Linked DNA regions of Mus musculus: regions 1 and 2 are each linked to region 3. A link is a loop called in an ENCODE intact Hi-C map of the cell type or tissue named here. Cell type or tissue: heart. All regions are shown on one strand.

Region 1 (8,000 bases), 340 kb after region 3:
CCTGGACTTACCAAGTAGACTAGGCTCCCTAGCTACTTCTCTTGCTCTGAGATAACAAGAATGTGCATCATTCCTGGCTTCTGTATAGGTAGGTCCTCAGGGACTGATCTTAGCTCTTTACACTTGCAAGGCAAGCACTTAACCAGTTAAGCTGTTCAACTCAGGCTAGTCTGGAACTCCAGATATCCTGTAGCTGACCTTGACCTCCCGGAAGGCCTGCCTCATCTGACCCCAACGCCGTGATTGTGATTATAGGAGTCAGCCTCAACAGCCTTCTCTTCTGAGCTTGGTGGTCTTTGTTTTTCCTTGCCTAGTTTTTGTTCGGTTGCTGTGAGGCGATACCAAGAGCAAGATAACTCACACAAGGAAGCAGTTAATTGGGGCTTGCTTACAGTTTCAGAGCGCTGGTCCATGATCATGGCGAAAAGCAGGCAGGCATGGCCCTGTAGCTGTAGCGGACAGGTTTACATCCTGATCTGTAGGCAGCAGGCCAAGAAGGGAGGGATGGGGGGCGGGGGGATGGGACAGAGGGGAGGAGGAAGGCAGTGAGCAGAGACAGATAGACAAAGCCCCTCTCCAGTGACACACCTCCTTCAACAAGGCCACTCCTCCTAGTCCTCCACAAACAGTTCATCATCCTGAGACTAAGTACGTGAGTGTATGAGCCCATGGCGGTGGAGGGCGGGTATTCGCATCCAAACCACCATACTTTATTGAAGATTTGATATTGACAGTTACAAATGGTCACAGAATGGATTGACTTGAAGTGCTAATCTGCTTAGCATTATATGTCTTAGGGGCATGCATAACAGTTAGAGGGGAACAATTTTTGAAATGATCACACATCTGAGAGATCGAGGTGTTGGGTGAATTTTCTAAATTAAGTTACCAAGAAAGGTAGGTATTGTAATGAATAGTTTAGTTTAGCAAAGGTCAATTCTCACACTGGCTTGCTACCCCGAGTGGAAATCGTGAAACCTGGTGCCCCTGACTCCTAATGAGTAAAAGACATTCAGAGCGTGCAGTGACTGCTCATTGATTGAGATCACTGGTTGCTCCTGCAGAGGACCTGGGTTTGGTTCTCAGACCGATGGAGCAGCTTGCAACTCCCTGTAACTCACTTCCAGGGTTTCTGACTCTCTTCACCAGGTACAAATCCATATTTGTATGGAAAACTACTGAGAATTAAAACACACACACACACACACACACACACACACACACAGAAATGTTATGTGAATATGTTTTCATTTCAAATCCCAGGTGTGGGATATAGGGCTGCTTCAAATTGTCCACAGCAGGTGACTATGATTTGCCTCATGCTCTAGCAGGGGTATGATATTGCCAACTGAGGATAGTTTATGTTTGGAATTCTGGGAACTCTTGAGAGGGTACGACAGAGCCCCAAGAAAGGCGGCCGCTGCTGGAAAAACTTAAATAATAGAATGAATATATCTAAAACTTATTTTAAAAGAAACATCAGGGGCTGGTGAGATGGCTCAACAGGTAAGAACATCCAACTGCTCTTCTGAAGGTCCTGAGTTCAAATCCCGGCAACCACATGGTGGCTTACAACCATCCGTAACGAGATCTGACTCCCTCTTCTGGTGTGTCTGAAGACAGCTATAGTGTACTTACATATAATAAAAAATAAATAAATCTTAAAAAAAAAGAAACATCGGGCGTGGTGGTGCACACCTTTAATCCCAGCACTTGGGAGACAGAGGCAGGTGGATTTCTGAGTTCGAGGCCAGCCTGGTCTACAGAGTGAGTTCCAGGACAGCTGGGGCTACACAGAGAAACCCTGTCTCGAAAAAAAACCAAAAAAAAAAAATCATTTGAACATCATTTGAGTTTATATGATAGCTAATTTTGTGAAGTTTGTTAGTGCTGGGCACAAGCCAGTTACTGACTTCGTATAAACTCCTTTTCCATAAGGAAGCCCTGAAGGCAGAGGACTGGTAGAATCATTTCATAGGCTATACTTGTAGCGCTGTTTTGAAATCATGGCTTGGGTATTCCTTGTAATGGCTGATGGGTTTATCTGGGGGTCCGAGACCTGTGAAGGAATGAGATGGAGTGACTGGTGACTAGTGGGTAGAAAAGGACACTGTGGACACGAATGACTTCCAGGCTTCCTTGCAGGTGACGGTCATAATTCCTGTTGTTTTGCTTATTTTCTTTAGCAAGGTGGTTTGGGAAAGGGCCGCGTGGCTGAGCTCTGAGCCTGAAAACATTTGATCCATGTGAATGCCACAGCCGAGGACATTGTTATCAGACAGGAGGACCTGCTCTGTACACGGCAGTAAGCTTTTTTCCATTTCCAGACTGCTCGATGCTTGCTCCGGGTGCTCAAGAAGGACATGGGACAGGGGGTAGAGGATGGTGCCTGGAAATCAGTGTCCTACGGACTTCTCCAGTAGTTAATTAATCCTGGGCTTGCAAATGGTGAGACCCCCAGGACCAGCCAGCTCCCTGCTGTCAGTTTGTATTTCCTCGCCCCTGCCATGGAGACATCAGATTTCTTCCCACTGTTCTGTTGCCCACTGCTGCGGTCTGTGCTGCTTTGACTTATGACTGCTATTGGAAATCTCTGTGAGCAGTGCCGTTCTTGTTCTCCTCTTTCATGGGATGGCAGTAGCCAGCTAATGCCTGTGGTGGCGGCTGCTCTTCTTGTGTGCTGTCCTTTGACATAGCCCCTTTACATGCTGGAAAATTTATTGGAACAGATTTCGTAGGAAGATGCTGCTGAGTAGTAAAAAAAAAAAGCTGCTGAGCACAGTGTTTGATTTTGAGATAAGGTCTGTGGCCCAGGATGGCTTGGAAATCACCATGTGGTCAAGGGTGACTTTGAACTACTGATTCTGCTTCCACCTCCCAAGTGTTGGCAATCCAGGCCGCCTATACCACCATATCTGGTGTAAGAGGTTTTGTTTATGTCTATTAATATTTACAGCATAGAGAAATAAAAACTGATACATTGCAAAACACTTATTAAAACATACTAATTTGAAATAAACTTTCTATTTATTTATTATTGAAGGAGGGTTTTATGTGCTCCAGGCTGTCTTCTAACTCCTAACTAGCCGAGGATAGCCTTGAACTCAGATCCTCCTGACTCCACCTTTCAAGTTCTGGGATAACAGATGCATGCTACCATGCTTGGATTACAAACTATGTTTTCTTGTGGCTAGAGAGATGGCTCTGGACTGAAGAGTCTTTGTTCCTCTTGTAGAGACCAGAGTTTGTTCCCAGTACCCAAATGGGATTAACACACAACAGCCTGTAACACCCACAGTCTCCAGGTGATCCAAAGCTGCTTTCTGGCTTCTGTGTGCGCATGCACACATGCATGTATACACCCATGCTGTCACAAATGCATAAATAAAAATAAAAGGTGTTTTCATAAAGAAATAAACACAAACTGTCCTTTTTCTTTTGTTTTGTACTTTTGAGATAGGATCTCTTTATGAAGCCTTAGGTGTCTTGGAACTTGCTATGTGGACCTGATCTCTCAGAGATCTGCCTGCCTCTTCCTCCTGAGACCTGGGATTAAAGTTGTGGGCTGCCATTCCTGTCCTATAAATGTTATCTCCCGAGCCATAAGAGCTTTAGTGAGAGTGAGGGAGACGAAGACAGGATTGCTGGAGTCCTCCATGCTGAGATCCTGTCTTGAAAGGAAGAAAACCGAGGCAGAGTGGGTAGCATTTAATGAAGCATTCCACAGGAGTCAGCCGTGGTGCACGTCAGGGGGAGGAGGAGGGGGAAGGGGAGGAGGGAGAGGGGGAGGGGGTGGGGGGAGGGGGAGGGGGAGGGGGAGGGGGAGGGGGGTTGGGTGTGGAGATGATTAATCCTGCAGGTTTGAGTTGGATGCTAGCCTTCCCTGTGTGGGAACCTGGGGAAGGTGGTAAGGGAAGCAGACCAGGAAGAAAGTAAGACTGAACACCTAGTGAGTAAATAACAAATCAGAATTAAAGGAAGCAGGAGACAACAGGGAAAGGAAAAGCTGGGCTTGGTGGCATGTGACTTTTATTCTGTCACAGGGATTCTCCCCTGTCAAAACTCAACCTACCTATCTACCTATCTTAAGAATTAAAAACTCAGGCTGGAGAGATGGCTCAGCGGTTTAGAGCACTGGTTGCTCTTCCAGAATATCTGAGTTCAATTCCTAGCAACCACATTGTGGCTCATGCCCATTTATAAAGGGGTCTGATGCCCCCTTCTGGCCAGCAGGTGTACATGCAGACAGCACTCATTAAAAATAAATAAATTAAAAAAAAAAAAACTAGCTATTTAATCTTGGGATGTAGATGCAGGTAGTTATCTGACTTGGAGTCAGATGGCTAGCGTTGAGACCATATCTCTAAAATAAATAAATAAATAAATAAATAAATAAATAACACAAAAATATACAGAAAGATTTGAAAAACCTAAACAGAAACTTGAGCGATGAAAGTTGTAGTTCTTGACAAAAGTTCTTCCCAGAGGGCCAGATACTTAATGGTATTTAGTGTAGCATTTTGGTAGGCGGGTTAAACCGGTTTGTTTGGATTATGGAATACTGTTTCACTGTTAACACTGAGGCAGAGCTGCTTGTACAGGTGTGGCTGACACACTACTGATGAATCAGGTTGTGGAACAGTGCGTGTGCGTGTGTGTAATAAAATGTCTGGCGCTCAGAGTGTAGCCCAGGGGTCGAGCTCAGCACACACAGGCTCAGTCACAGCACTGACCAAGTAATGAAAGGTAGCAGGCTCTGCATGGTTTTGAGTTGTACTTGTGTGTTTAGAGTGGGCCTTGAAGGTACAGCAGAATTCTTATTATTTCTCGAGAGTGATTTTTCAGAGGGTTTGGAAGAAACTATTTTGTACTTTTGTGTTTTAAGGCATTTGTCACTTTCTGTAATTGGCCATTTAAATAAATTTAGAGAAAGCTGTATGTGTCTCTGTGTGACTGTTTGTTGCTGGTGGCAGTGACTGAACCCATGGCCTCATGCATGTTAGGCAACACTGCCACTGAGCCACAGCCCCACCCTGTGCTCTTTTTCCTTGTCGGAGGTGGGGATGCAGTCTGTAGCCTCGATGGACCTTATGAAGTCAGATGCACTATTATCCAACAAGGTCCTCTGATACTCACTGTGTATTCTGTATTCTAAGCTGACCTTGGACTTGAAACAGTCTTTCCACCTTCAGCCTCTTGATTTCTGGGCTTATAGATGTGAGGCCCCACCCTAGCTCAACTCAGGTTGGAGCTAGCACTTGTGTTTTAGATTTTTAATTCATTTTATTTTAATTTTTGAGACTAGATTTCATGTAGCCCAAGGTCAGTCTCAAACTCTGTAGCTGAGGATGTTTTTTTAAAAATTTTTATTTATTTATGTATTTATGTATTTATTTATGTATTTATTTATTTATTTATTATATGTAAGTACACTGTAGCTGTCCTCAGATACTCCAGAAGAGGGCATCAGATTTCGTTAAGGATGGTTGTGAGCCACCATGTGGTTGGTGGGATTTGAACTCAGGACCTTCGGAAGAGCAGCTGGCACTCTTAACCACTGATCCATCTCGCCAGCCCGCTGAGGATGTTTTTAACCTGACCCTCCTGCGTCTGGCTGCAGCTCCCCACTGCTGGGCTCCCAGGCCTGTGCCGCCACAGGCTTGGAACTACCAGCTCTGGATTCAACCTGTGGAGTCTGGGGTTTACAGATATATGCTAGTTAGGAAGGTGGATCTCTGATGTGCAAGGCCAGCCTGGTCTACAGAGTGAATTTCAGGATAGCCAGGGCTACACAGAGAAATTCTGTCTCTGGATGGATTGGTGGGGTGGGGAAGAGACCAGCACTGTTGAGGTGAAATCAGGGGTGTTTCCTCAGAGTCAGCACATAGAAGCTGGGCTCCAGGGGTTCCCTAGGTTGTACCTCATGCTCACAACTGGAGTCAGTGGTGTGAGAGTCACCTGGGTAGAACTGTTTTTTAAGATCTGAAGGAAGGGGTTGTGGAGAACAGCTGAAGCATGGCTCTGTGTAGCCAGGCTGGAGTCCCCGAAGAGAGCCCAGGGGAGGCTGCTGTGAAAGTGCAGCCCAGTTGCAGCAGAAGACCCAGGATTTTGGAGATGCCAGTTCTGTGGAATAACTGCCAAGGACAGCAGCAGCCATGGAGTAGAGCCCGCCTGAGCTTCAGAGACAGCTGTGTGTGCTGCAGAGGGTGGAGCTGGAGAAGTGACCCAGGTAGCTTTCGTTCAGGCTGAGTGTCACACAATAGAAACCCTGGCTTAGACGGGCATCGCAGTTGGCTGTGGTGGTAAGTCAGATCCTGTCCTTTTGGTTTCTTCCCTGTTTTCAGCTTCGTGTTGCAGCTAAGACTTTGTGTGGAAAGGTTTTAAGATGGTTCAACTAGCCTGCTCATTAAGACTCCCCTCGAAAATTAGCCGAGGGTAGTTCATTGCTTACCGATTTCCAACTGTGTTGCTCCCCTGCACTTGACAGCTCAGCCTAGCGCTCCACCACAGCAAGAGTCTTCTCGTGTTTAGTTATTTACATGCTTTCACACATGCACTTACAAATCTACAGGATTCTGCTGCTGTTCACACGGTTCACACTTATTTTCATCTTTGTCTTTTCCTTCTTTTCCTTTTCTGTTTTTTGAGACATGGTCTCTGGCTGTCCTGGAAATAGCTATGTAGACCAGGCTGGCCTCAAACTTAGAAATCCACCTGCCTCTGCCTTTGGAGACCTGGGTCTAAAGGCGTGCCCCCTTCTCCCCCTTCCCCTCCTGCCAGCTCTTCGATGTATAGACCATGCTGGTCTAGAATTTACAGAGATCTACCCAAATTCTGGAATTAAAGGTATGTGGCACCATGGCCAACATTTGTCGTTTATTTTTTTTTAAATTTATTTATTTATATATGAGTGCTTCGTCTGCATATACACCTGCATGACAGACGATCCCTTTTATGAATGGTCATGAGCTACCATGTGTGTGCTGGGAATTGAACTCAGGTCCTCTGGAAGAGCAGCCAGTGCGCTTAACTGCTGAGCCATCTCTCCAGCCCCCAGCGTTTGTCATTTTGATTGTGTTCTTGCATTTCCCCACTCTCTGAGGGAGAGACTTCAATTAGGCTCCAGGGTGAAGGCTTCTTTCTCTATGTTTTCTTAATTTTACATGTGTTTCTGTTGTGCTTCTGTCTCCATGCATACATACATACACACACACACACACACACAGTCATTAGGTGGGAATCTGGAACAGAGAATCTCGAGCCATATAAATGTTTCTGTAGGATGACTGTCCTTGTCATCTTATGGAGACTAAAAATCAAGCCAAACCCAACACACCTGTTACTGTATACTGGAAACACGGTGAAATAGGAAAGGGTGAATCCAAGAAGGAATCTGGCTGTGGACTCAGAAAAAGAAAAGTAGGGTGAGGGCCTGGTACTGAGAACATGTCACACTAAGTGTGCTGAATAAAACTGATGGCGGTTGGTGAGGTGGCTGCTGATGGCGGTTGGTGAGGTGGCTGGGTGGGTAGGGTCTTGCTGCTGAGTCACCTGGTGACCTTAGGTTAATCCCTGTAACTGACAAAAGATGTGCAGAACTCACTCCTGTAAGTTTTCCCCGACTCCTACACTTGTAAACATATATATGTACACATACACACATGTACACACACACACACACACACACAGATGAAATAAGGTAAACCATAATGTAACTTTGTAGCCACTGATGTATCTATAAATGGACCTTTGTATACAAGAGGTTAACAGCGGGGAGTTTACGGCTCAGCGGTTACATGCACCTGCTGCTCTTGCAGAGGACCTGGGTTCAGTCCCCAGCATCCACACTGTGGCTCTCAGCCATCTGTAACTTTAGCTTTAGGAGATCAGATGCTCCTCTGGGTGAGTATGGACAGGAGTATGGGCAGACAGTGTAGAAGCACTGGGGCGTGGGGAGGGCAGTGCAGGGCTACCCAGCACCTGCCCACAGGAGGCTCTCA
Region 2 (8,000 bases), 380 kb before region 3:
ACCATCCTGAGTCTTTAGGGGACATTTCACATTCACATGATAACAAGTGGGAAGGCACACAGGACATTCCCCTCCTGTCCTAAGAATGAAAACCTTCCTTCCTTCTTCTGTGATACTTGAAGCACATACCCCAAGTGACCACTCCCACTGCCCACATTTGCCGCTCATCAAGCAGCCTGCAAACTGAGCCCCTGATTCCTCAGGGCGGGCTTGGGTGCCCCGTGACGCTGTCTGTCACCACCTTCACTGCTAGCTGCTGCTGAGGTAGCATGAGCGCCATGGCCAGGGCTGCAACTCCCATTTTAAGGATGAGAAATCTGAGGCTTCGGGAAGAAAGACTTCCGAGCCTGTCTTCTGGGTCTCAGTACCTCGCTCTATCCACTCTGCAGCTACCTGCTTCGGCTCCATCAATGCAAACTGGATAAGTGGCCTTGGGACCCAAGTCCAGCAGCATGGTGGCCCAGAGTTCACTTAGGTTCCTGGTGATGGAGGGGTGGTTCTCTGTGCTGCTTGGGAATAAAGGGCCCCTTGAATATAACAAGGATGTCTCTGTTTTCCCAGATCTCGTGGCCGTGCTGTGCCCCAAAGGGCCACTGAGGATGCTGGTGGAAACTGCCCAGGAGAGAAATGAGCCCATATTTCCTGCCCTGATATACTCATGTGAGTGGTCCCATGCCTCTGCCAGACACTGGGGGGTCAGCAGGTGGCCTTTCGTGGAGGCGTGGAAGTGGGCCGTGGTTTTGATATCTGACAGGTTATATATTCTATCTTAACCAAAGATGAGGGTCTTATCATAACACTGAGGTCGCCACCTGCAGGAGGGTTCCACCTCTGGAGACCATGGTGGGCTGGATCTCACTCAGAAAGAAGATTGGGAAATCAGGGTTGGAGGTGGGATACTAGAGGGGTGTGGACAGTCCCGTGGCTATATTCTGTCCACCATCTGGCAGTCTGCATTGGCTATAGACCACATCGCATGAACATGCCACCTTCAGAGGCTTGTAGCCACCACTCAGCCCTGCAGGCTTTGGAGGGCAGGGCCCCCCACTTCCCTCTGGGGTTCATGGACAGTGGCTTAGAGTGGACGTTAGTCATTTCTAAAGAGAAGGCACAGGGATTGGCCCTGGCCTTGGGTCATGTCAGAGGGATGTGGGATTATACATGTATTTGACAGATGTTCCTACTTACCCGTAGCTCCTGTGTGTGGCATAGAGGTCTCACAGGAGGCATGGTTATGTGAGTTCACCAGTGATGTTCACTCCCTGTGGTAGCAGTGGCCGCTATCTGAGTATAGAGCCTGTGATTCTGGGGTTCTGGTGCCTCGGGTACCCTGGAAGCCCGCTGCTGAGCCGGGTAATCCCAATAGACGATGAATGAAGCTTAGAGTGGAGAATTGCCTGCAGCATGCCCCTTGGCTTGAAAGCATGTCCCAGAAATGTTCTAAGGATAAGGGGCAGATGGCTCTGGTCAGTCTGAGTGCCTGAGGCTGGGCGTTTCCTTATGTGCAAAGGAGGTTTGTATCCATAGAGAATTCATTCTTGGATGGAGGATGGAGGTAAACTAAGGAAGTAGATGGATGTAAGTAGGTATTTTACAGAAGGTGGCAGGTGCTCTGTTGAAGACAAGGGAGGGCTAGAGGTCAAGGACTTCACAGCCAAGTTTTGCAAAAGATGGCCAAGCAGACCTCATTCATAGCTCACACTTGACCAGAAAAACCTGACTTCTTATGTAGGGGTTAGCATTAGGTACAAATCTGGAGGCCAGCGGGTGAGGAAAGGGAGGCAGCTGGTACAAAGACCCCGAGGTAGGCTTGGGCGTGGGCTGGGGCTAGGTGTGCTCAGGGAGAGAGTCCAGTGCGACTAGAGCAGACAGGAAAGGTAGGAGGGGAAGGTCTGGACAGTATGAGCCCTGCAGACCACAGTGTGACACAATGGCCCATCTTCCTGAAGGAAATGTAAGCCCCTGAAAGACTGGGACAGCAGCACAATCCAGAGCCGGTTTGGACACGGAGAAACAACCCAGGAAGGGCCCAGTGGAGACTGTGGGGTGCCGTGAATTCTGGGGCAGTTTGCAAGCAAGACTTGCTGGGGTTGTAAGACGGAGCCAAGGTTAATGGCAGTGCTTTGTATCCGAGGAACAAGGAAGACATATTGCCTTTTGCAGAGAAGGGGCCAGGCTGGTGAGCCAGGGATGCTGTGTGGGTGTGGGTATGTGGGGGGGGGCGATATTAAGCCTGGGCTTTGGATTTTGTGGAGTGTGGAAATCTCAGCAGGGAACTGGAAACAGGAAGTAATAAACTCTGAAGAGAGGCTAAGCTGGAGAGAGACAGTTCAGTGAGTTGTTCCATTGTGCCCATATACCCAAGAGGATCAAAGCAGGCAGAGTTCAAACAAGCATGTGCACATTGTGTCTGTATCAGTTTCATTCACAGGAATTCAAAGCTCCAAGTGTCAGTGGATGACTGAAATATGGTAATTCCATACAACAGAGTATCATTTCCCCTTACAAAAGAAGGAAACTCTGACCCACGTGATATGGGCGAGCCTTGAGGACCCTGGGATAAGTGAATTGAGCTATCGACAAAAGGACAGGCATGGTGTGATTAAGGAGGCAGCAAGAGGAGGCAAAGTCACAGACGTAAAATAGAGTGGGTGCTTGATACAGTGGCCGAGGCAGGGAGGGACCATCAGTGAGCTTGGATTCCCATCTTGTAAGGTTTAGAGCTGGGTTTTTTTTCGCAGATCTGAATACACAGGGATGCAGGCACTGCATTTAAAAGTGTTTAGTTTGGGTGTGCATACGTGTCTGTATGAGCATACGATCATGCATACACCCCATGTACAGAGGCCAGAAGGAAGACATCCGCTCCCTCAGAGCTAGTATGAGAGGCATTTACAGGGCCACTGGCTTGTTAAAGGGCACAGGAGTGTGAGCCCTGCTTCTCATGATTGAGCAGCAAGTGCTCTCAGCCACCGAGCCAGCTCTTCAGCCTCAGGACTGAAAATCATTTCCTTTTTTTAAAAAATTGGTTGTTTTATTAATTTACATTTCAAATGCCCCCCTTCCCGGTTTCCCCTCCTCAAACCCCACCATTCCATCCCACCTCCCCTTGCCTCTATGAGGGTGCTCCCTACCCACCCACCCACTCCCGCCTCACTGCTCTAGCATCCCCCTATGCTGGGGCATTGAGCTTCCACAGAGCCAAGAGCTTCTCCTCCCACTGATGTCAGATAAGGCCATCCTCTGCTACATATGCAGCTGGAGCCCATAGGTCCCTTCATGTGTACTCTTGGTTGGTAGTTTAGTCCCTGGGAGCTCTGGGGGGGGGTCTGGTTAGTTGACATTGTTGTTCTTCCTATGGGGTTGCAAACCCCTTCATCTCCTCCAAGGACTGAATTTTTAAAAACTTGTTTTGAAAAGATTTGCCCTGCAAATGTTAGTTTGCCTGCAGTACCCATGGAGGCCACAAGAGGGCATTGGATTCCCGTTGAATTGAAGTTACAGACTCTTGTGAGCTGCCATGTGGGTGCTGGGAAGTGAACCCAGGACCTCTTCAAGCGGTTTTTAACCACAGCCCTCTCTCTAACCCCTATGGTTACATTTTTATGTTGCACTTCCTTTTAAAGACAATCTAGGTTCTAGCTGCAGTGGCCTGAGGACAGACAGGCTTTTAGGTTTCTTCTGCCTTTTGACAGTCTTGATTGAAGGAGGGCAGCTGTAACTGTAACCAAAGGCAGCATTTTAAGTTCAGAAAAATCCCATGAAAGAATTTGGCAAGCAAGAGTAGTAGTTATAGTAGTAGTAGACAGGGCTCTAAAGGAAGGGTGGAGGGGTTCAACCGGTCAGTGTGAAAGCTGGAGACAGGTTTGTCTCCTAGAACACGGAGACACCAAAGTAGTTCTAGACGACAAAGATTATTTCTTACTTGGAGGCAGTGACGTTCCTGGACAGTGAGCAGACCGAAATTACTGTTGAAATGGTGCCACAAGAGCTATTTCATCATGTAAACAATTTCCACGCCTCCCTTTTTGTAATAAACTGAAGCCTGAAAAATAAGACACGTTTTTAAAGATGCAGTTCACCAAGCCGCTCACTGAGCACCATTATTGCCAGTGTTGCTTGAGAGGATTGCAAAAGGACAAAGGTGAAATGTCAGTCCCCACCTAGCCAGTGTCCCTGAACTTCACCCTCCCCTCCCCCTGACCCCCAGCCTCGATCAGCCAAGCCTGAGCACAGCCTCGGGACAGAGGTGCTCTGCAGGCTTTCTGGGGACATAGATAGCCCGGCTCCACTTCCTCCAGGTCAGTACTACCTGAGGCATTGTGTCCCTTTGCTCTTCCTGTAGCTGCCATGGTGTGGACGGTGGGCATGGCAAAGCTGGACCCCTCCTCTCAAGGAGCGCTGCAGCTCCCCTATGACCCAGAGATGGGTGAGTATGGGGTTCACAGCCATGTCCAGGGAACGCCTTGACTGCACCTTGCTTGGCAGGTCCCTCTGTGAATTAAGGTTCAGCATGGCAGAGTGGCACTGCCTGACGGCCAGACTCTGACACCTGTCTCAGAGAGGGAGTGAGGGGTAGATTGCCCCTCCCGAGCCTTAGTTTCCCACCTCAGTTTTGCTGGATGTTGGTGGTGGGCAGTTCCGGGGAGCCTTGACATGGGAGGGACCTGGCGAATCTTCTGGATTTTTGTACCATCTGACCAGCCTTTGTCTCTCCCTGCCACTCTTCATGCTATATGATGACGGTGGCGATGACGGCGGCCCTTTGTTCCTGGACACTTAGAAGAAGACTCCTACGACAGTTTTGGAGAACCCTCATACCCTGAAGCCTTCGAAGCCCCCCTGCCTGGCTACCCAGGGGAGGAGCTGGAGGAGGAGGAGGAAAGTAAGGTGCCCGCGTTCAGATGGCCTGCTTCACAAGTTTATTTAAAAATACCTTTAGTCAGATGCTATGCCAAACTGCACCGCAGCCTGCAGTCCCAGTGGTCTCTCCTAACCAAGTGACTCCCTGAGGTACCAGGCTTCTGCCTAGGCTGCCAGTCACTCAGTCCGTGGTCCCATCCCCACACCCCGATGCCCCCAGACTTTTTCTAGGAAGTCCATCTTGTCGCTAGTCTGCAATACTGCATACTGCAGCTGAGGGAATCTCTCATCACGACACTCTTGCTGGGTCGCTTGGCTCAAGTCCTGGCCCCTCACTTCCTTTTTTTTTTTCTTTTTTTTTTTTTTTTTTCTTTCTTTTGCCTGCTTCCTGCCGAGGTTTCCTATCAGTTGGATTGGACAGGGACCACTTTCTCTTCTCCACACAGGGGGCGTGAAGCTCGGCCTGGGAGACTTCATCTTCTACAGCGTCCTGGTGGGCAAGGCTGCAGCCACTGGCAACGGAGACTGGAACACTACGCTGGCCTGTTTTATCGCCATCCTCATTGTGAGTGGGCTGTGTGGTGGGTGTGGGCACTCGTGGGTCATTTATTGTTGCTGTCTCCCCTCTTAGGGCAAAGGCATCGAGGGGAGGGGTGTCCAAGGTGTGCTCCCTCCTGAGAGAGAGCACCCGGGATGGAGTGGGAGGCTTGGATCTCACTCACCATATGTATCTTATGCCAGGACCTGGATGAGAGCTTTAGGCCCTTGTCCCTTGGTTCCTCCGATCGTGGATTGTCTGAGATTTATGGGTGATGAAATAGCCAAAGGCTTTTACCCATGGAAGCAGGGAGGAGCGGAAAGGTCTCCCCTCCCATTCCACAGCTGCATATTCTCAGTGCCATCAGGACCCCAAGGGATGCTGAAACCTGGGTCTTCCAACCCCAGCAGTAGTCTGGAGGCTCTGATGGTTGGCACTCAAGCTGGGAGACATACCCTGCAATGTCATCTTAGAGGATGCTTCTTTTAGATGTCAGAAGAGTCCCTGAGAAGGCTGCAGCACCTTGTGCTGCCCTTAGGTGGGAGCCTGGTGCTTTGTCCAGTGACCAGAAGAGCTTGTCTCTGTCCACATGTGTGTCAGGGATGGGATAACAGACCTGGGGTTCCTCCCCTTCCATGCTGTCTGACTTGGGACCCGTTGTTCCAAGGGCAGGGCAGGCACTTTGGTGATTTGCCCTCACCCTAGACACCAAGGGTAGAGGTAGAAACGGCCACCACCATGCTTGCTTCCAAAGGGACGGCTTACACAACACCTATGATTTCATTGGTGACTGCTGCTGAGAATCTCAGAGGGTTTCATTTCAGCTCATCTGGGTCTCTTGTAAATGCAAACAAAATAAAACAACAAAACTCCAGTCCCTGGAGAGAGGCTCCCACCATCTATTTGCCCACTGTCCCTAGATGGGGAAGCCCTATGGCCTGTCCAGGGCTCTGTCCACCTAGTAACCAATATGCAGGTGTCCTGACTGGGGTGGGGGGGAGCCCTGCCCCGTGCATCTTGAGGGGCAATTGCATATCTCTAAGAGACAGCACATGTCTGTGGCCGTTCGGGCTAGTCTCAGGATTACACCACCCACAAGGTCATGTCACCGAGTTCCCTCACCTTGATGTCCTTCCTGCAGGGCTTGTGTCTCACCCTCCTGCTGCTTGCTGTGTTCAAGAAGGCTCTGCCCGCCCTCCCCATCTCCATCACCTTTGGACTCATCTTCTACTTCTCCACAGACAACCTGGTGCGCCCTTTCATGGACACTCTGGCCTCCCACCAGCTCTACATCTGACAGGAGCCAGGCGGAGGCTCCGAGAGCTATGGGGGCGTCACTGGATGCAGGTGTATAGTTTTACACTCTAGTGCCATATATTTTTTAAAGAAATTTTCTTTCCTTACAAAAGAAGAAGAAGAAAAAAAAAAAAAGAATAAAAACGTGTCGTGTTTACTTCGTGATGAGGAAGCAGAAGCCACCCTTCGGTGCTACCTGTCTTGTCACCAGACTGCAGCTTGCCTGTCGGAGCATCTGTGGCGCCGGTGGGATGCTTGGATGCTCAGCAAGCAAGCGTCTCTTCAGGGATGAGGTCGTGTGTGGAGCAGGTTGGGGAGGATGCAGGCCCCTGTCCACGTCTGTAAGTCTCCAGGGATGATCAGAAGGAACAGGTGCATTGTGGGAACCAGGAGGCGCCATCACCCTGACCAGAGGTGGAAAGCCCGTGTGCAGTCATGAATGTCCCCAGTGCTGTGTTTGTGATGTCTGTTACTTTAGAACCTTAGAAGCCAAGTCCTGTTCTTATTTCTGCAGTGACTGCTGGGAAGTGGCTTAATAATGATACCAATAAACAGATGCTCCTGCTGGAATGCTGGTGTTTGGCCCCTTTGTTCTCCGCTGTGTAGTGAGAGGGGCTAGGGGCGGGGCTTAACCCATTGTCTTAGGGTTTCTGTTCCTGCACAAATATCTTGACCTGACCAAGCTTAACTGCCTGGCCTCTCTGCACTGGGTTCTTTAACTAAAAAGTTCCATAACAGGGCATTGGGAGGTATTGGGACAAAACCTGCTGGAACCACATAGATCCCTGGCTATGGCTTTGGTAGGTTGTATGTGGGGTCAGAAATACTGCAAGGAAGTTGCTAAAAAGCTGAGTGGTTGCTTTGACAGATGTCCGTCCTTAGTAGAAGCCAGAAAGCCAAAGGGCTAGGGGGCCACCTGGGTTCAGAGTTGCTTCCGGTTCCTGCCTGCGATGAAAGGCAGGCAAGCTTCTCTCTGCCTCAGCCTGGCACAGGTTGCTGAGTCTCTGAAGTGCCTCTGGGTGGGGACGTGAGACCACAGAAGCTACTGCCCTGCTGGGGCTGCAGAGAAAACCCAGGTGTGTGTGCTAGCCCCAACCCTGTGCTCCAAAAGTAACTGCTGGGTACTGAGCAAGGGTGGCGCTTCTTCCCCCGTAGCACTACCTGAGACACAGCAGAGACCCAAGAAGACCAGCAGGGCAGGGACACATGCTGCTGATATCAGACACCATGTTGGAAGTTGGTAACTGATACAGAGCAGAGCCTGGGAGACCAGAGAGCAGCTGAGGATGCCGGGATAATTCCT
Region 3 (8,000 bases):
CAAGTTGCAAAAATCCCCTCGGGATCTTGTTGACACCTGATGTCAGGCTGCCTCTCTCTGTCACCTTCTTCTCTGCCTCCTCTCAGCCATACTTGCCCCTCCTCCCTAGACCTACACCCTGTTCATCCAACTGCAATCTAGGTTCTATCCTACTGTGATCTGAAGCTGAGTTTATCCAGGTCATGAAAGTGAGTTCTCTAACGAGAAATACAGGACTCCCTCTGCCCTATATCCAGCACAGTCTAGGCTGCCTCTCCTCCCTGCACCTCTAGGCTAGATCTCCTTCCTACTTTGTACCCCTATTGTTTCTTCCTTTTCCTCTTCCTTTTCCTTTTCCTCTTCCTCTTCTCCTCCTCCTCCTCCTTCTCCTCCTCGTCTTCCTTTTTCTCTCCTCCCCCTTCTCTGACTTTACCAGCCCCTGCAGCCCGCAGCTTGTCCCCTCTATTCTTTCTATTGAGACCACAACTTCCATATTCATAACTGTTATCTGTGGCTCTAGTTGATTTTTATTTTTAAAAATTACAATGCAGTCTGATGTAACAGCACACATGTGTGATCTCACCACTCAGCAGGCAGAGGCAGGAGGATCACAGGTTCAAGGCTAGCCTGACCACATAGAAAGTTCCAGGCCAGCCTTGACTGCTGGAGACCCTGTAATAAAATGAACATGGCTACAATTTACACCCCCACCCCCACTCCCACTTTTGGCTTTTTAGAAATTGTAACCACTACTGGCAGTGAAGTCCAATGATGGAGCACTTGTCTATCATGTTTAAAGGCCTTGGGTTTGATCCCTGGCACTGCAAAATAAAAATAAATAATATTTTATTTTATTTTACGTTGCTTTTCACTAGCAGAGGATGGTGCACTGTGGAGGCCAGAGGCCAATCCTGTAGAACTGGATCACTCCTTCCACCTTTTCAATGGGTTCTGGGTATTGAACTGGGGCCACCAGGCTTGCACAGCAATCACCTTTACTCGGTGAGCCATTTCATCAGCCCCAACAGTAACCATTTTCAGCATAGAGTCTAGAGGCATTAGGTACCTTTACGTTGACATGCGGCCATCCCCACCATCTATTGTGAGAGCTCTTTACCTTACAAAACTGAGATTCTACCATAACCACTCGGCCACTACTCCCCCTCTGCCCTCTCTCCACATCTTGGCAGCTGACATTCTACTTTTCATTTCTATGAGTTTGGTCAATGTAGACCTCTCAGTAGAGATAGAATAACATAATATTTGTCTTGTGTATGTGAGAGAGAGAGAGAGACAGAGAGACAGAGACAGAGAGAGAGAGAGAGAGAGAGAGAGAGAGAGAAAGAGAGAGAGAGAGAGAGAGAGAGAGAGAGAGAGAGAGAGAGAGAGAGAGAGAGAGAGAGAGAGAGACTGGCTTGTTTTACTTAACACATCATCTTCTGGGTTCTTCCATGAGATAGAATGAACCAAATTTTCCTTTGTGTCTGTGTGTGTGTGTGTGTGTGTGTGTGTGTGTGTGTGTGTGGTTTTACTTAACACATCATCTTCTAGGTTCTTCCATGAGATAAAATGAATCAAATTTTCCTCTGTGATTGTGTGTGTGCACAAAGTTCCTAGTGGTCTAGAGGATAGAGAACTTAATGAACAGTGTGTGTGCATGCACTGCAGGGAAAACCCTTGAAGTCCTGAGTAAAGCAAAAGGGGAGATGATGGATGCCTTCTCCTCCTCCTCTTCCTCTTCTTCCTCCTCCCCCTCCCCTCCTCCTCCTCCTCCTCCTCCTCCTCCTTCTTCTTCTTCTTCTAAGATTTATTTATTTATTTATTTTTAAGATGTATTTATTTGTCTATTTCATGTCTGTGAGTACACTGTTGCTATTTTCAGACACACCAGAAGAGAGCATCAGATCCCACTACAGATGGTTGTGAGCCACCATGTGGTTGCTAGGAAATGAACTCAAGTCCTCTGGAAGAGCTCTTAACCGCCGAGCCGTCTCTCCAGCCCCTCATTCCTTTTTTGTTGCTGTGATAAAGCACCCTGACAAAATCAACTCCAGAGAGAAAGGGCTTATTTCAGCTCACAGTTCCAGATGCCCGGCCCACGGCAGAAACGACAAGGCAGCTTGGTCACACTGCCTCTCCAACAGGAAGCAGAGTGGGATGAACACATGTCTGTCAACTGCTCAGCAATCTTTCTCCAGTTACACAATTCAGGACCTCTGTCAGGGAATGGCTCCCCCACAGAGGTAGCTTCCCACCTCTGAACACAATCAAGACTATCTTCCACGGGTGAGTGCACACACATACACACACATGCACACACCCAATGAGTGCACACACATACACACACATGCACACACCCAACGAGTGCACACACATACACACACATGCACACACCCAACGAGTGCACACACATACACACACATGCACACACCCAACTTCCAGATCCTCTAGATTGTGCCAGGTTGACAAGTCACACTCACCATCACAAAGTATACGTGTAGTTATTGTTTTGGGGTCAGAACATCCATATTCCCTCCCCTTCAACACCAGTCAGTGCTCCTTGTTCTCAGGTCCTGGGACTCAGACTGAATTATGTCACTAACCAGCAGACCGCGGACTGTGGAACTTCTCCTAGTTTATACACGTACCCTTCTGGTTCTACTGCTCTGGAGAACCGTGCCTGCTGTAACTGGTCAAGAACTATCTCAGGTAATAGAGGCAATTAGCAAAAATGTGGGTGTGAGATAGAGATAGAGATATATAGATAAATAGATGATAATAGATAGATGATAGATAGATAGATAGATAGGTAGATAGATAGCTGGCTGACAATTTCAAGTTATTCAAGGTGGCTGGAACACAGGAAGCTGGAGGCAAAGAGAAGTGGCCATAGACAAAATCATATCATGTTTGCTAGTACCAGGAAATCCAAGATACCAAAAACATGGAACTATTCTACAAGGCCTGTTAGAGATGATCTGTGAGCATCAGGGTTCAAAATTAGCAGTATCTGATAGTATAAATCATGATATCCTTGCAGAGTCTTTGGATTAAAGGATGGATGCGCTGTTGCCATAATTCTGGTCCCAAATGTTCCCCCAAGGTCTGTGTGTTAGAAACTTGGTCACCAGCCTGTGATGTTGCTGGGGTGGTGCCCGATAGAAGGAAGTTAGGTGTCCGAGGGTGCTCTGAGGCCCCTTCCTTTCTCTCTGCTTCCCAGCTGCCACGAGGTGAATGCGCCTCTTCTGCTCTGTGTGATCACCGTCATGACCTGTGCCACCACAGGCTCAGAGCAGAGGGCGGACAACCGTGGACTGAAACTTCTGAAATCAGGAGCCAAAATAATGGATTTCCTTTTCAAAGTGGATTCTGTCAGGTACCTTGTTACAGCCATGTAGCGCCGACTCTCACACACAGCTATGCACCTCAGATCTTCGGCTCACGTTTGCTGAACTGAGCAGATAGATGCACAGATTCCCCAGGCTCAATTCCGAACACTGAGTGAACCAGGCGAGGTGTGCATACCTATAATCCCAGTACTCAGGAGGTGGAGGCAGGCAAGATGACGTTTAGAGTGAGTTTGAGGTTAGCCTGGGCCAAATGAGATCTGAAAACAAAACAAAACAAAACAAACAAACAAACAAAAGCAGGAGGAGGAGGAAAAGGACAGACCTGTCAGATTGGCAAGAAAGACAGATCCTCCAAGGGTTGTCATGTAGTAGATTCAGCTCTGCACACTAAATTACAAAAAACAGCCCTGGGGCTAGGGCAGGCCCTGGATTCTGAAGTTTGCTCCTTTGGCTATGGCATGCGTGCTGTACTTCTTTACCTGCTAGCTAGCCTACCCTCCTTCTTTGCCCCTTACCTTACTTGATAAATCTCAGCCTTTTGCTTACACACTTGTGAGCCTATCCCATAGCCTGTTGGAGCCCGTCTTCCTCTCTGGGCAGGCTCAGACTTTAACCGCGTTCCCAGGTCTACCCCCACCTCCAGAATCACCTGGGCTCAGCCTGTCTCATTCTTTGACCCTCAGGTCTGAGGTAGTCTAGAAAGAATGTCCCTGTTGGTCGGCAGCTTGGCTGGGAAAGGACAGCGCTGTCGCAGGAAGCCTGTGTAAAGCGGCCGCAACCAAAAATAAAGGAGGGCCCGCCACAAAAATTACTGACTCAGTCGAGGCCTCTGTCCCGGGAAACATTCCCCGGATAAGTCACACCCTCAGGCGGCCGAGGCTGCTCAGAAAGACCTTTTTAGAGAAACTGGAATGGGGGGTTGGGGGGAGGAATTTTCCAAGAAGTCCTGGGCGGGAAGCTAGGCTGGGCGATGGGGAAGTGAACGGCTAGTTTCCATTTGCTGCCACCTCCCGGGAGATCTGAGAACTGCAGGTCTGCCTGGGGAGCAGGGTCACCGGGACGAGCAGCCCTGAAGTTAGGTCCCACTTTGTGAGGCTGCAGTTGGAGGGAAGGTGACAATCACAGACCATTTTGATGCAAAGGAAGAAAGGAAAAGTGCAGGCTATGAGCCTTCCGTTTCCGGTAGGTTTTCATGTCCTCAATTTCTAAGCCAAAACACCTCCTGCCATTCCTCCCACTTTTCCCTTTTCCACTTCTCTCTCGACTGATGGGAACTCCCTTCCTCCTCCTTCCTAAACAGCTTTCTCCCATCAATCCATCCTGCTCAGGGCAGCCAGTTTAAAACCACTTAGTCGTTCATGGATGCCCAAGGTCCCATTGAACACCCAACTCCTCAGACCCACCCACAAACTCTTCCTCACCTTCAGGAAGTCACTCTTTCCAGTTCCGTCCACCGAGTGAATTTCTCCCCGTTCCTCTCTATCCGTTTCAACCCATTCACCCTTCAAATAGCAGCGCTCCCATCAATCACTGCTCAGGGAAAGTCCCTGACCTGCAAAACTCAGCTCCTTCTGCCATCCACTAACACTTCTCACACTATCTTCAAGGCCAGTACCACAGTCTAATGACTGTATCTACTCATTTAATTCGTATCTCATTTCCCCTAAACTGCAAATCCACTATCACTGACATATTAAATCTGACATAGTAGTAAATTCTGAATAATATTTGGAATGAAAGTCAGGCATAGTGGCTCATACCTATAAATCCAGCACTTGGAAGGCAGGAATTTAACATGATCACATACACACAGATCTATATAGCGTGTATACATTTTCATATATACACATGTATACATACACACATCCAATGTATATATATGTATATATCGTATATCTATACATATATATGTGTGTGTATTTATATATACACACATACATATAAACACATATACACATACATGCATACACGCACACACATACACACCCTGAGGCATTTTCTTTCTATCTTTCTTTTCTTTCTTTCTTTCTTTCTTTCTTTCTTTCTTTCTTTCTTCCTTCCTTCCTTTCTTTCTTTCTTTCTTTCTTTCTTTCAAGTAGGGTCTCTCTATGCTATCTTGGCTGTTCTAGAACTCACTATGTGGACCAGGCTGGCCTCGAACTTACAGAGATCTGCCTGCCTCTGCCTCCTGAATCCTGGGATTAAAGGCATCACCACTACTCCAGGCTATGTGGATTTTTCATATGCAAAACAGAAGAATGGTGAAGCCTGGCCTGCTCGGTGCATTAATAACTGTAGGCTTAGAGTTTTCAAAACCCACTTTTAATAAGGGGTTCTCAAACTCTCCGGCACCCCCCCTTCTAGCCCACCATCCAAAAGTAGGGGAGAAAAGATGGTAAACAGGACAAGGGGACGTGGGCCTGTTTAGAAGTAGTTCTTTGGGGCAACTCCAATCTCTGTTCATCATGATACCAGCAGTCCAGATTAGTAGTGTCAGGATACTGTGCCTCTCTCAATGAAGTGAAGATCAGTGAGGACTTGAGACCAACTAAGCATTGCAAAGCTAGCTTTCACGTGTCCTCCCCTGGGTCTTACCTCAGCAACGTGCCACATGAGTCTGCATCCCATGACACAACCAGAAACTTGCGCGGGAAGTAACTTTTCTTGTTGCTCTAATAAAAGCAACTGAAGGAAGGAACGGAAGGGTTTGATTTCGGCTCACAGCTTGAAGGTATGGGAGTCTGAGAGGCAGCTGTCACTGGCGCAGTCTAGGCCTCTGCCCCGAGAATCATTCCCTAGAAAAGTCACAGCCCGCCTTAGTGGAGGAAGCAGGGGGAGATGAAGGCCTTCTCAGCTTGCCTCTTCCTTTTTCTTCAGTCCAGGACCCCAGTCCACCGGAAGGTGCCGCCCACATCTAGGGTTGGCCCTCCCACCAAATTACCCCATTCTAGAAGCACCTCGCAGGCACGCCCAGAGATCTGTGTCCTAGGAAACTCTAGATCCTGCCAAGTCGACTGTCTTTATTAACTGAGGCGGCAGTGCATTGATGGGTAAGGGGGATGATGTGTGGGATAAAGGGAGCAGAACTGAGGGGTGAAGTGAGGAGGGACCATAGCAGAAAGAAAGCCACTTATATGCCCCATTACAGGGGAATGCCCGGATCAAGAAGTGGGAGTGGGTGGGTAGGGGAGCAGGGCGGCGGCGGGGGGTATAGGGAACTTTCGGGATAGCATTTGAAATGTAAATGAAGAAAATATCTAATAAAAAATTGAAAAAAGAAAGGAAGGAAGAAAGAAAGAAAGCCAGCCACTGAACTGGTGACTCGTAAAATCCTGATGGTGCCAATAGGTAAATAACAAAAGAAAATAAATATTGAATCCCCCTGTTCTAGTTAATTCTTGTTGTTATGATAAGACATTTGGCCAAATTCAGAGGAGGAAAGAATTTATTTATTTATACTTCCTGGTCACAGTCCATCACTAAGGGAAGTCAGGGCAGGAACTTGAGGCAGGAACCTGGAGGCAGGGGCCACAGAGGAGCTCTGTTTGCTGGCTCACCCCCTGGCTTAGACTCAGCTAGGTTTCTTATAAAGCCCAGGTGCAATTTCTTAGGGATAGTGCCACCCATTGTGGACTGGGCCAATCTGATCTGGGCAATCCCTCAACTGAGGCTCCCTCAGGTGACCCCAGACTATGTCAAGCAGGCGGCTAGGGCTAGTCACCCTCAGGTAATCCCCCCCCGGGGGGGCGAGGGGCAGGTTCCAGAATAGGTGATGTCATACTGTGGGAGGGAGTCAGACACCTACTTGAGTGTCATGTAGTTGTGACAGCTCTTGGACACCAGAGGGCACTCTTGAGATTTTTGGGGGGCAGCTTGTCCTGGACGTGTGATGAGGGCTGAGGCACCGCCCTGTAACTGTGCAGCAGGCTGGGCCAGCTGTTCATTCAAGAGAAGTGCTCTGTCTGTGAGGTGCCAGCCACCCAGAGTGGCCATTGTGTTTTAATTCCTTACTGTGTTTTAAACCCCTTCTTTGGAAAAACAGCACCTTAGTTATTGGTTTTAGAGTTAAAATCTTTGCCCTTATACTTTGGTAGGATAGTAAATCAAGAAACTTTTTACCATAGCCAAGAGGTGGGCAGATGAACTAGGTAAGGATACTCACAAAATCTTTGAGACTAAATGTGTGTGTGCTGTGTGCATGTATGCTTGGATATGCATACACATATGTCTGCTGATACATGCAGTATCTTCCTTAAAAAAGGGTCAGCCAGCTCCAGGGAGCCTCATGTTTCTACTTGATCTCTGCTGGGCTGACAGGCAGCAGGGCTCAGCTTTTTTTTTTTTTTAATTTATTAGGTATTTTCTTCATTTACATTTCCAATGCTATGGGCTCAGCTTTTTGTGTCTGTGCTGGGGTCCCAAACTCAGGGACACATGCTTGCATACCATCATAAGAACTTTACCAACTGATCCATCTCTCCAGTCCCAAGAGAACAAATCTTCCTTATACTTATTCTATAGTATTGGGGATCAAACCTAGAACTTCATACAACCTGGGATGAAGTGTTCTGCTTTGTGAGCCCCTGAGACTGAATTACAGACAGAGCCATGCATCGTTAGAAACAAGGGCTTGGAGCACCCCCATCCACACTTTAGCTCTCAGATAAAATA

What was found. Peaks named below come from ENCODE experiments on the same cell type or tissue, not always from the same donor. Only the 100,000 strongest peaks of a DNase experiment are listed, where the experiment ranks them.
Region 1: it touches region 3 in a loop (4-fold over the local background); 4 of 42 quality-filtered maps call a loop at or near these places.
Region 2: a loop joins it to region 3, with 4 times the contacts of the local background. A loop is called at or near these places in 9 of 42 quality-filtered maps.

The regions. Positions count from the first base shown.
Region 1 is chr1:179,503,322-179,511,321 of GRCm38, reverse strand. All of the region lies in intron 1 of Smyd3 (SET and MYND domain containing 3), which reads left to right. Among named protein-coding and RNA genes, the nearest start is that of Smyd3, 11 kb to the left of the region's middle. In heart, a CTCF peak has its summit at 4,224 (motif pointing left); no DNase peak of the experiment used is centred here.
Region 2 is chr1:180,226,271-180,234,270 of GRCm38, reverse strand. Psen2 (presenilin 2) reads left to right here. Exons shown (of 11, transcript NM_001128605.1): 7 at 562-660; 8 at 4,346-4,429; 9 at 4,784-4,885; 10 at 5,310-5,428; 11 at 6,543-7,267. The coding sequence ends at 6,698. Among named protein-coding and RNA genes, the nearest start is that of Gm37336, 7.9 kb to the right of the region's middle. In heart, CTCF peaks have their summits at 3,464 (motif pointing right) and 7,712; no DNase peak of the experiment used is centred here; H3K4me3 peaks cover 532 bases; H3K27ac peaks cover 665 bases.
Region 3 is chr1:179,844,229-179,852,228 of GRCm38, reverse strand. No RefSeq gene overlaps it. Among named protein-coding and RNA genes, the nearest start is that of Gm31668, 30 kb to the left of the region's middle. In heart, CTCF peaks have their summits at 4,358 (motif pointing left), 6,964 and 7,166 (motif pointing right); DNase peaks (open chromatin) are centred at 4,278, 6,215 and 7,148; H3K4me3 peaks cover 963 bases; H3K27ac peaks cover 755 bases.